Linked DNA regions of Homo sapiens: region 1 is linked to region 2. The links are chromatin loops, found by intact Hi-C in ENCODE. Cell type or tissue: body of pancreas. All regions are shown on one strand. Region 1 overlaps NOP53 (NOP53 ribosome biogenesis factor). Region 2 has its middle 6.0 kb from the start of EHD2.

Region 1 (2,500 bases), 50 kb before region 2:
GCCTGGTTAAGAAACACAAGGCACACCCTCGTAATGGGATTCCACACAGCCACAAAACAGAAGGAAGCAGTTCTGTACAGACACAGAATTACCTCCAAGATGCACTGACAGCAAGCTGCAGAATCACGCACAGTGTGATCCTAAGACACCAAAAAAAAAAAAAACCAATTCTATCCTCACAAGTACATGCGTGAAATTTACGTTAGTTTTTTGGGGGGTGGGGGGGTCGAGACAGGGTCCTCTTTGTCATCCAGGAGAGACTGCAGTGGCGCAATCTCAGCTCACTGTAGCCTCCACCTCCCAGGTTCAAGCGATTCTCCTACCTCAGCCTCCCCAGGAGCTGGGACTACAGGTGCACACCACCATGCCTGGCTAATCGATTATGTAATTTAATAGAATCACACAGGGAGCATAATCACTCAAACCACACTGCAGTGACTGCTTGACAGGCAGCTCCAGAACAGGGGCGTGGATGTGACTGGAGGGCAAAGGTCAACAGTGACAGACACGTTTTGACAATGATTTACAGTGAGAATAAGTTTTTCGTTTCTTGTAAAGATTTTAAAAACGTTTTCAAAATAGGCACAGAAGGGAGGAAAATTACCTCATTTTATGTGCCTCTGTTTCCTCACCTTTGTTACTTAAGTTTTTGGTACAGGTCTCCCTCTGTCACCCAGGCTGCAGTGCAATGGCGTGATCATGGCTCACTGCAGCTTCCACCTCCCAAGCTCAGGTGATCCTCCCACCTCAGCCTCCCCAGTAGCTGCGACCATAGCTGCATCCCACCATAACTGGCGAATTTTTGGTAGAGATAGGGTATGGCTATGTTGCCCAGGCTGGTCTCAAACTCCTGGGCTCAAGTGATCTGCCCGCCTCAGCCTCCCAAAGTGATGGGATTACAGGAGTGAACCACTGTGCCCAGCCCTATTTCCTCACCTTTAAAATGGGAATAAGTACAGCCCTCATTGGTTAGGCCGCTGTGAGTTCAGTGAGTGAATCCACCTGCTTAAACCCGATAGCAGGTGTTCTATCGGCAGAGGTCAGCTGCCACCACTCCTTCTATCAGTGTGGCAAGAGCTGCTACGTCACCCGCAGCAGAAGGAACTGGGCTATTCTCCAAGTCGGAATCCAGTGGGGGAACCTCCTCCTCACCTCTGCTTCACCTCCCACCTCCAGACAGGCCATAAGCCCCGCGCCCTCTGCTTCACCTCCCACCTCCGGCCAGGCCATAAGCCCTGTGCCCTCTGCTTCACCTCCCAACTCCGGCCAGGCCATAAGCCCTGCGCCCTCTGCCTGCTGTCTTTTTAGGATCTGCCCAGGCTTGGAAGGGCTGCCAGCTTCACAGCTATTGGACAGACCACGATCCAGTCGGCTGATGACCCCTTCAGACACACCCTAGGCCCTCACCAGGCTCTGGCGGTGAGTTCTGGCACCTACATGCTTGTGCGCCACGGGGGGACACGCAGAGTCTGCACCCGGGAGCAGCCGCCCGCAGGAGGCACACAAGCCACACGTGGAGCCCACTGATCAGCTAGAAGAGATTTTTTATTGAAGGGCGAGTCTCCGGCATCTGATGGCAGCTACAACCTGGGGACAGAGGAAAGGAGCTGAGGGTGGGTGAGAGGGTGCCCCATACCCCCTGCCGACCTGACACCCCCTGCCTTTCAGTTTCCCTTTGGGGACCCTCCCAACCCCGCTCTGGTTTCAGGGCCTCTTCTGGGCATGGCCAAGGGGGTGTGGCTCAGCCACTAGCCACACTCTGGAAGGGGCCCTGGGACTCGGTGGGCACCACGGGGTGGGAGAAGGGCTCCCTTCCTTGCGCCGAAGCCGGGTGGACTCACTGGATCTCACGGAACGCCCGCTTCTCCACCAGCTTCACCTTGTACTTGCGTTTGAACCTGGAGCAGGGACAATGGAGCAATCAGTGCCCGGGGCCAATCCCAGATGCCCTCGCCCCACAGCAGCCCCGGCCGCCCCTTACTTGGCTCTCTCTCGAGGCTCGATCATATTCCTCCTCTGGAAGCTCTTGAACCGGTCTCGAAGGATGTTGCCCTCGGGCTACAGGACAGAGAGGGAGGCCTCAGCAGGGCCTGGCAGAAGCCCAAGGGCCTGGACCTCTCCTCGGGGTCCTGGCAGGGCTCAGCCCCATGCAGTCTCCCCCCAGGGCAGCCTGTGGGCACCAGGGACTCAGCCTGGCCCTCAGCTGCTGGGGCTCAGTGTTGGGATGACAGCCACCAACCTATGGCCATCTCTAAGCTGGGCTTAGAGGAGTCACGGGAAGTGGGCTGGTGACGACACAGAAAAGGGGACAGCGAGGGCAAAGGCTGGATCAGAGGGAGAAGGCACAGTCCGCTCATGAGCACAACTGGCTGGAGCCCCACGGCCGGGTCGGCCCAGGCGTGTGGCTGACAGAGGAGCTGGGCTTCCTCAGGGGCACTGGGGAGCCACAGCAGGTTCCGAGCAGGGGAGGGACAGGGTTGGTTCTGAGCTTCAGGAAGGT
Region 2 (2,500 bases):
AAAAAAATTATCTATTTATTTATTATTTATCTATTTTTTGAGACGGAGTCTCACTCTGTCACCTAGGCTGGAGTGCAGTGGTGGGATCTCAGCTCACTGCAAGCTCCGCCTCCCGGGTTCACACCATTCTCCTGCCTCAGCCTCCTGAGTAGCTGGGACTACAGGCACCAGTCACCACGCCCGGCTAATTTTTTTGTATTTTTAGTAGAGACGGGGTTTCACTGTGTTAGCTAGGATGGTCTCGATCTCCTGACCTCATGATCCGCCTGCCTCGGCCTCCCAAAGTGCTGGGATTACAGGCATGAGCCACCCCGCCCAGCCAAAATTTTTTTTTTTTTTAAGAAACAGCTGTTTTCCTATAGTGCTTTATTTCACACGTGGAGGGAGTAGTTCTAGAGCTAGGAAAGGGGATGGTCCATCCCTCTGAGACCCCAGATATCAATTTCCCACCCACATACAACCCCAGGGGGCCCATTGCCATGGCTCATGCCTGTAATCCCACCACTTTGGGAGGCTGATGCGGGAGGACTGCTATAGGCCAGTGAGACCCCTGTCTCTACAAAAAATAAAAATAAAACAATAAAAATTAGCCAAGTGAGGTGGTATGCACCTACTCAGAAGGCTGTGCCAGGAGGATCCTTTGAGCCCAGGAGTTCGAGGCTTTAGTGAGCTGTGATTGCACCACTGCACTCCAGCCTGGGTGACCCAGTGAGACCTTCTCTCTCTCTGTCTGTCTGTCTGCCTCTCTCTCTCTCTAAGACAAGGTCTGGCTGTATCGCCCAGGCTGAAGTGCAAGCAGTGGTGCAATCTCAGCTCACTGCAACCTCCATCTCCTGGGCTCAAGCAATCCTCTCATCTCAGCCTCCCCAGTAGCTGGGATCACAGACGCACACCACCACACCCAGCTAATTTTTTTTTTTTTTTTGTAAAGACCGGATTTCGACATTTTGGCCAGGCTAGTCTCGAACTTCTGACCTTAGGTGATCCACCTGCCTCTGCCTCCCAAAGTGCTGGCATTACAGGAGCAAGCCACTGTGCTGGGCCGAGACCCTGTGTCCTAAAAACAACCAAAAAATAAACAAACAAAACACTTCCAGGGGCCTGCAGAGAAACAGGGTGCATCACCCCGGTCCAGCCGCCACAACCACCCACCTGGACTCACAGCAGTTGCCTCCTCGCTGCGCTTGGTTTCCACCCTTACCCCTCGTCTATTCCCGCAAACAGCCACCAGAGGGTGCTGGGGAACCTAAGTTCGCTCAGGGCCCTCCTGAAGCTCCCGTCTCAGTGTAACAGCGAAATCATCCCCATGGAGGACACGGTCCCGCACGATGAGGTGCCCTTTGTTCCCCCTCGGACCTCACCTCCAGACCTCTCCCCATCACTTATGGGCTGCAGCCGCATTGGCTTTTTCGCTGTTCCTCGACACTCCAGGCAGGCTCCTGCCACAGGGCCTTTGCACTGGCGGTTCCCTCTGCCTTGGATGCTCTTCCCTGAGAGCTCTCCTGTGGCTTCCTCCCTCTTTTCCTGCATGTCTCTGCTCAAATATCACCTCCTCAAAGAATCTTTCCCTTCCCACCTGATCCCGAGGGCCCTGATGTGCAGTTGGGCAGGTTGTTCACTGCACAAGGCACTCACTGAATGGGTGAGAGGGGACTGGAGCCCAGCTCATGCTCTGCTCTTCAAATTCTGGGCCCAGGAGAGAGGGGTGCCCTTTTCTAGTTCACACAAAGGCATACTAGGGCCTGACAGCTGTCTTGCCCACTTGCGGAGTCCTAATTAGGGAGAGTCAGGCTGCTGAGAATGCAGGAAAGCAAAAAGATAAAGCAGCTAAGTTACAGGTCTGCCTTTCTTTACTGTCCAGGACATAGCCCTCCTATACAAATAACTCAATCTTCCTGCGCCCAAGTATCACCAGACACCTGCAAGTGAGCTCACTGTAACCCTGGCATTATCAGTACTGCACAAAGCCCTCTTCAGCACACAACATGAACTCTCCTATATGCCGGGCATGGTGGCTCACGCCTGTAATCCCAGCACTTTGGGAGGCAGAGGCAGACGGATCACTTGAGGTCAGGAGTTCGAGACCAGCCTGGCCAACATGGTGAAACCCCATCTCGACTAAAAATACAAAAATTAGCTGGGCATGGTGATGGGTGCCTGTAATCCCAGCTACTCAGGAGGCTGAGGCAGGAGAATTGCTTGAACCCGAGATGCGGAGGTTGCAGTGAGCTGAAATCATGCCACTGCACTCCAGCCTGGGTGACAGAGCGAGACTCTATCTAAAAAGCAAATGAAAAAACCAACTCCATCCTATACAACCCCCAGCAAGCCTTTGTTTCCTTGCAGTCAGCTTCTCCCTGGCTGTGTTGCCCATTGCAACTTTGCAATATATTTTCCTACTTTATTTCATAAATCTGCCTTTTTTTTTTTTTTGATGGAGTCTCACTCTGTTGCCCAGGCTGGAGTGCAGTGGTGCAGTCTTGGCTCACTGTAACCTCTG

The links. Hi-C counts contacts between places; a loop is a spot of excess contacts. Peaks named below come from ENCODE experiments on the same cell type or tissue, not always from the same donor. Only the 100,000 strongest peaks of a DNase experiment are listed, where the experiment ranks them.
Region 1: it touches region 2 in a loop (3-fold over the local background); 75 of 110 quality-filtered maps call a loop at or near these places.

What each region holds. Positions count from the first base shown.
Region 1 is chr19:47,756,086-47,758,585 of GRCh38, reverse strand. NOP53 (NOP53 ribosome biogenesis factor) reads right to left here. Exons shown (of 13, transcript NM_015710.5): 11 at 1,982-2,058; 12 at 1,842-1,898; 13 at 1,528-1,587. The coding sequence ends at 1,581. NOP53-AS1 (NOP53 antisense RNA 1) reads left to right here. Exons shown (of 3, transcript NR_132382.1): 3 at 1,309-1,550. Among named protein-coding and RNA genes, the nearest start is that of SNORD23, 1.5 kb to the right of the region's middle. In body of pancreas, no CTCF peak of the experiment used is centred here; a DNase peak (open chromatin) is centred at 1,065; H3K27ac peaks cover 1,544 bases.
Region 2 is chr19:47,706,210-47,708,709 of GRCh38, reverse strand. No RefSeq gene overlaps it. Among named protein-coding and RNA genes, the nearest start is that of EHD2, 6.0 kb to the left of the region's middle. In body of pancreas, a CTCF peak has its summit at 1,238 (motif pointing right); a DNase peak (open chromatin) is centred at 1,219.